2 separate regions of the Homo sapiens genome follow, and region 1 is linked to region 2. The links are chromatin contacts, found by Hi-C or POLR2A ChIA-PET in ENCODE. All regions are on one chromosome and are shown on one strand. Each heading gives the region's core, a stretch centred on a gene start or an enhancer-like site at or near the end of the contact. The rest is flanking DNA. Distances are from core to core; before and after follow the strand shown. Region 1 overlaps ADTRP (androgen dependent TFPI regulating protein). Region 2 overlaps HIVEP1 (HIVEP zinc finger 1).

Region 1 (2,700 bases), core at 190-2,689, 380 kb before region 2:
AGAAAGGCACACAAAAGGGTGCCTTGCTCAGCCGAAGAAGAGCCGGTGCACTTTCTTCCTTAAATAGGGCACCTGCAGGCCTCACCGAGACAATCTGGCCGTGGCAGCAATTTAAATCCAAGGGGATAGAGCAAGCCATGAGCGCTGGTGGGTTACTAAGTGCTGTGTGGCCCCCAAAGCCAGGAGAAAGAGAAGGAGGGTATTTTTCAAGAAAGTAATACGATATGGAAGGCAAGCTTTGTACATTCTTGTTGCTTTGTACAGTTCTGTGGTTTCTCATTTAAGAACTGGTAGGTCATGAAGATATGGAGTTTGGGGGGTGGGGTTAAGTTAGGCTTGCGACAGAATCCATCCAAATCCTTGAAAGCCCTGGACTGGTACAAGAGGGGTGGTCTGGACTCTGCTTTTAGGGTATAAGTCAGGAAGGTTCTAGAGCCTGGGGAGCTGGGCTGGGGATTGATCAAGGTGGCTGTTGGGGAACAATCTTTGAGCTCTGGACTCTAGGAAAGACCTAGCAAAGTCAGCCACATGCTGCTCCTGGGCTGAGGGCGTAGGCAGGAAATGATACAGAGGTGGGTCAGACCAGCTACACCCATCACCCAGGAGCTTGTTAGAAATGCAGGACCTCCATCCTATCCCAGACTACGGAATCAAAATCTCTGGAAATGGGGTCCAAGAGTTTGTTTTTTAAGAAGCTTCTCCAGAGCTTGTTAAAGATTGTTTATCTGGGTGGGATGAGGGGAGAAATTGAAAAACTACCTATTGGGTACTAAGCTGATTACCCGGGTCACAAAATAATCTATACTTATATAACAAACCTGCAAATGTACCCTTGAATGTAAAATAAAAGTTAAAAAAAAAAAAGAAATTTTTGGCCAACCTTATTAAGATACACTTTACAGAATATAAAATATAGATTTTAAATGTAGAAAAAGATTATTTAATCTTTATGTAGGCTAAAGCTAGAACCACTGAATGAGACCCAAGTTTAGCCCTCAAAAATCTTACTACTCAAAGCTATAAAGCGGACTTTTATTCATTACTTGGTATGTGCCAGGCACTGAACTGTGTTTCATTCTCATAACAACCTTACGAGCCAAGTCCTATCATTAGACTCCCCCGCCCACCACCATTTTACAAACGAGGAAACAAACCTGCCTAAAGCTTCCTGGCTGGTAGATGTCAAACCCAGCAGTCCTGTTCTTGAGCTAGACTTCGAAAAAATAAAAAAAATTATCAGGTTTCTGAGCGTAGTTCAGATAAAGCATTGTGGGAGGTCAGAAGAGAGACAATTATCTCCAGGTGGGAGAATGAACGACCACTTCACAAACCACCGCTGCCTGGTTCCCACCCCCAGAGATTCTAATGTAATCAGTCTGGGGCTAGGGCCTAGGGGTTGGGATTTTTAAAATCCTCCCAGGTGATTCTAATCACGGGCAGCTGAGGCTGAGAACCACCTGCCTGGAGGAACTTCCGTTTGGAAATTCAGACCCTGCAGTCTCAAGAGAGGCGGGGCTGGGGAGATGCAGGCTGTTGAGCCCTCCTGTGGAACAAGATTGCAGGAAAGGGAGAGAGGAGAGGGGAGAACAGAAAAGCAGGCAGCAGACAGCAGGGAAAGGTCCTTGTCTAAGGGACAGGAAGGGAAAGGGACATAAAGGTACTAAAGAACGGCCGGGGGTAGAAGAGCCAGAAGATAGGAAATCATGGGCCCTGGGGTGGAGGAGCTTTCGAACCAGAAAGGGGTGTCCCAGGGAGGGGTGGGGCAACAGCTTTAAATGGCAGGAAGGGGTTGCCACCCTAATACTTCTCATTATTGCTGGTGATTTTGACATTCACACCCTCAGGGCTGCAGAATTTGGATGTGTAGTCATTTGCACAGGGAGTTGGGAGAAGTTCCCTCCTCTCTCCCTCCCCCACCAGTAGCCTCGCCTCACCCTGGTTTCACTTCCAGCCGCTCAGGCCGCAGCAGGCCAGGCTGCTGCTGTAGTTAGGAAGAGCAGGCACAGGCTTGGGCCCAGGGGAAGAGGCCTGCGCTGTTCTATCAGCAGGGCAATTAATCCCATCCTGAGCCTGGGCCAGGCCTTCCCTCTCTGGGGAGAGGCCGCCTCCGCCCGGCGTGTGAAGTCCATGTGACCTGCTTTCCTCAGGCTGGAGCTTCCTAGAGTCATCGTGAGTCAAGCTCCTCCTGACTTTCTCCTGCCTCTCCCAGTCACAGGATGTGGAAATCGGATTGGGGGAAAGAACGCATTACTCAGATCCTCCGGGCCTTCTCCATCAATAAAAACTTGCTTTACACCTCCAACTTGTCAATCCCCTCTCCCTCTCCACCCCAGCTCACGGTTACTTCTCAGGCTTATGGCACACGGGCCTCTCTAGGTGCCCACGGTGTGTGCCAGGCAGCCCTGTCGCCATCGAGCTTACTCAACATTGAGGCGTCTTTGTCCGAATTCACCACAAGCAGGTGGAACCCCCGCGTGGGGGCTCAGGAGGGAGGCACTAGGGAGCCGCCAAGGAAAAGAAACCTGCAAGAGCTGGGGCGTGAAGGGGCTGCCAGGAGCAGCTGGGGCACACGGAGAGCGAGAGAGCCTCTCCCAGGCTCCATGGGGAGGCTTCCAGGAGGGCAGCAGGGACAGGTGTGGATCAGCCCATCCCACCCGAACGGTCTGCTTATTCTCCAAAGACGATGCAATGTTTATAAAA
Region 2 (2,700 bases), core at 179-2,678:
AGGTTTAAACTCTATTCACTGGGCTTGGATACAATGAACACCCCTGTCATGTCAGTTTATACCCATTTCTTCATGTTCTGACACTTGAAAACTATTATTTTTTAGATAGGATTCTTGAGTATTTTAATTTTTCTAAATAGTGACACATACAGTGTTTCTTTGATTACAAAAGTCTGAACCGAAGTTGTTTAAAGCTATTGCCCCTTTAGGACCACATATATCTGACTTTTATCCTGGGTTATGTTCTCAAATGTTCTGGAGACAAAAGATTATAGGGCTTTTAATCTGTGACCCTTGAATTTTCATTGTTGAGGTTTGTTGTTTGTTTGTTTGTTTTTTGCTGTTGCTGCTGTTTTATTTTGTAGTGGGAATTTAGACAGTAATGACAGAAAGAAGCATGTTTCATTAAGTGGATGATCCCATTCAGCAACAATAATACTAATACTCCCACAGAGCCAAAGCCTTTTTTCTGGGTGGATGAGTGTTTTATAAAAGAAGTACCTCAGGACTTCAGCCTCTCTCATTCTCCACCAGATGGAGTTTAACAGTTTGGATGGAAAGTCTGAAATGATTTTCCCTTGTGATATCCCGTTTTTTATGTCTATGTATAAATGTATAATGACTAATTTGGAAATAGCGCTATCAATTTATTAAACTAGGAAGCATTATTTCCCCTGGAATTAGTTTCTGCTCTGGCCCAGGATCACTGTGGTGTAGAACTTTCACCACAGAATAGCCTCTGGTAAAAGATGAGGCCTGTACTTGTCCTACTTTAACGCTTCTGTATATGTTTTAAAACCTTGCCCCAATCAACTCTATAAGAATGTTATAAAGAGAGCAGTGTGTTATGAAGTGTTTCATTTTACTAACAATTTTATTTTCCAAAGAAAAATGCAAATGATTACTATATTAGACATACAGTAGGAGTAGAAGAAGTGGCTGACTTAAAACATGATGAAGGAGAATAAAATGTTTCTGGTGCTACAGTTTCAAGTTTTGAAGTGGACAGCCCAGCAGAACAAAGCTAGGGAGACCTGGGGGCTGGTCACTGTCGAGTGAGCTCATGTGCCTGGTTCCCCCCTGCATCCTCTTCACACCCCGATGCGTCTCCACCTCCCTCATCATAGGGGATACCTGCCCCTCTTGGGGAGCAGGCTCTTGGCAGCAGCTCTTTTGAGAAGTGAGCCACTATGTAAAGCCTCTGCCATTCTTGAGAGTCCTGCCTGACAGTGTATTCTCCATTTTCTTAGCCCAGTCAGTGAGGATAAGTGAAAACATTGTATCGTGTAAAGTGGGATATTTTAACACACAAACTTGCTGTCTTTTCCTTTTAATGGTGAACAACCTTTTGTGGTATCATGGGGTCTTGATATCATCTCTCATCTTCTTAATCTAACATAATTCGAATATTAGTCATGTTACACAAACAGACTGCTAGAAACCACACCGGGATTTCATTTGCTGTGTGTCAACAGTAGAAATTCAGGACAATCCTCTGGTTTTGCCAGCAGTAAGTTTCCACAACAGTTATCAAAGTCAGCCTCTTTTATTCCAAACAGTGATTTTGGTGGCTTTTCAGACACCTTTCATTATGTCTTCACACCTGCAGTTATCGAAGGATGTCTGGTCTAGCTATATGAAAACTGAAAATCCAAAATAACCCAGGAAACTCTTTTATTTCCTGGGTTCTCCCAAACACAGTCGAAGTATGTCGTTTCATCATGCTAACAGATTATAGATGACTATTAGATAATATAGTGCTGAAAGAAAAATGTCCCACATCAGGAGCCACGTGTCTTTTCAGGAACCAGTACTATGAAACATCAAGTCTTGATCAGTATGAAAATTGTCTTCTCTGTTTTGGTAGGTACACTTCCTGTTTCCTAACAACAGGGTGGTAGTGACATCAGTAGTGGGGTCCTGCCGCATGTGAAGAGGGAATATTAGACTCAGCATGCTTTTCTGAAAGTGATGTATACTTGATACTAATAGGATATTTAAGAACATGCCTTATATGTTTGAGTCTTGATGATCTCTGACATGGAAAATGGGGTAAACCTTTTTTTAAAAAGGACAAAATTTGGGAGACCTGATTGTAAATCTAAAAAGTCACAACCCCTGCCAGAGTTTGCAGAACAGTAGCCAGAAACCTAAGGATTGTGTTTTTAGGTTTATAGGACACATTTGGGGGCTTAGTCATTTAACTGATCTTTTCTGTAGCATAAACATAATCATCACCAGGAAACGTCTCTGAGCTTTCATTCATTAAACAAAATGTACTAAACACTTAAGAGGCAGTCAGTGTTACTACAAAGCACCCCAGTATAGTACTTATTTTTTAAACATCATTACCACTTGGTAATATCTCCGTCAGCTCATAGCGTTCTGGAAAAAGCCCAGGTCTTATGCTGTGTTTGTGCTGAGTTGCTCCCTTACATGTGCATTGTTTTGTTTTTCACTAAAGGTTTTCTCCATATTTCTTTCTAATTAATGTCAGTGTTTTCCAAGCATTATCTTCAGTCTTTTCCTTTTAAGGATCCTAGACCTGTTCTCTACTCTGCCAACCACACCATACCCAGGTTATCATTCACCATCATATTGTGCCTGGTCCCTGGTTGATAAAGAGTGTTCATTAAAGGGTGATGTGAAAATGATGTGATGAAAGGCCACAGACCCCTTCTGAATTCTTTACCACCCTTA

Evidence for each region. Hi-C counts contacts between places; a loop is a spot of excess contacts on that map. ChIA-PET counts read pairs that join two places held with the same protein, here RNA polymerase II (POLR2A).
Region 1: a loop to region 2 is called in a map of PC-9, with 2.6 times the contacts of the local background. The contact joins two enhancer-like sites. A Hi-C loop is called at or near these places in 1 of 168 maps with a recorded cell type or tissue (PC-9). POLR2A ChIA-PET finds 5 or more read pairs at or near these places in 2 of 52 experiments (MCF 10A and activated T-cell).

Annotation. Positions count from the first base shown.
Region 1 is chr6:11,768,877-11,771,576 of GRCh38, forward strand. The region is part of intron 1 of ADTRP (androgen dependent TFPI regulating protein); the gene reads right to left. Among named protein-coding and RNA genes, the nearest start is that of ADTRP, 8.6 kb to the right of the region's middle. RefSeq lists enhancers at 1,088-1,611, 1,612-2,133, 2,020-2,314, 2,134-2,657. Within about 2 kb of position 1,440, at least 33 of the 41 ENCODE cell types and tissues checked have a DNase peak (open chromatin) inside an H3K27ac peak, as active enhancers do; they include PC-9, where a contact is called at or near this core.
Region 2 is chr6:12,147,202-12,149,901 of GRCh38, forward strand. The region is part of intron 7 of HIVEP1 (HIVEP zinc finger 1); the gene reads left to right. Among named protein-coding and RNA genes, the nearest start is that of HIVEP1, 140 kb to the left of the region's middle. Within about 2 kb of position 1,429, at least 3 of the 41 ENCODE cell types and tissues checked have a DNase peak (open chromatin) inside an H3K27ac peak, as active enhancers do; they include PC-9, where a contact is called at or near this core.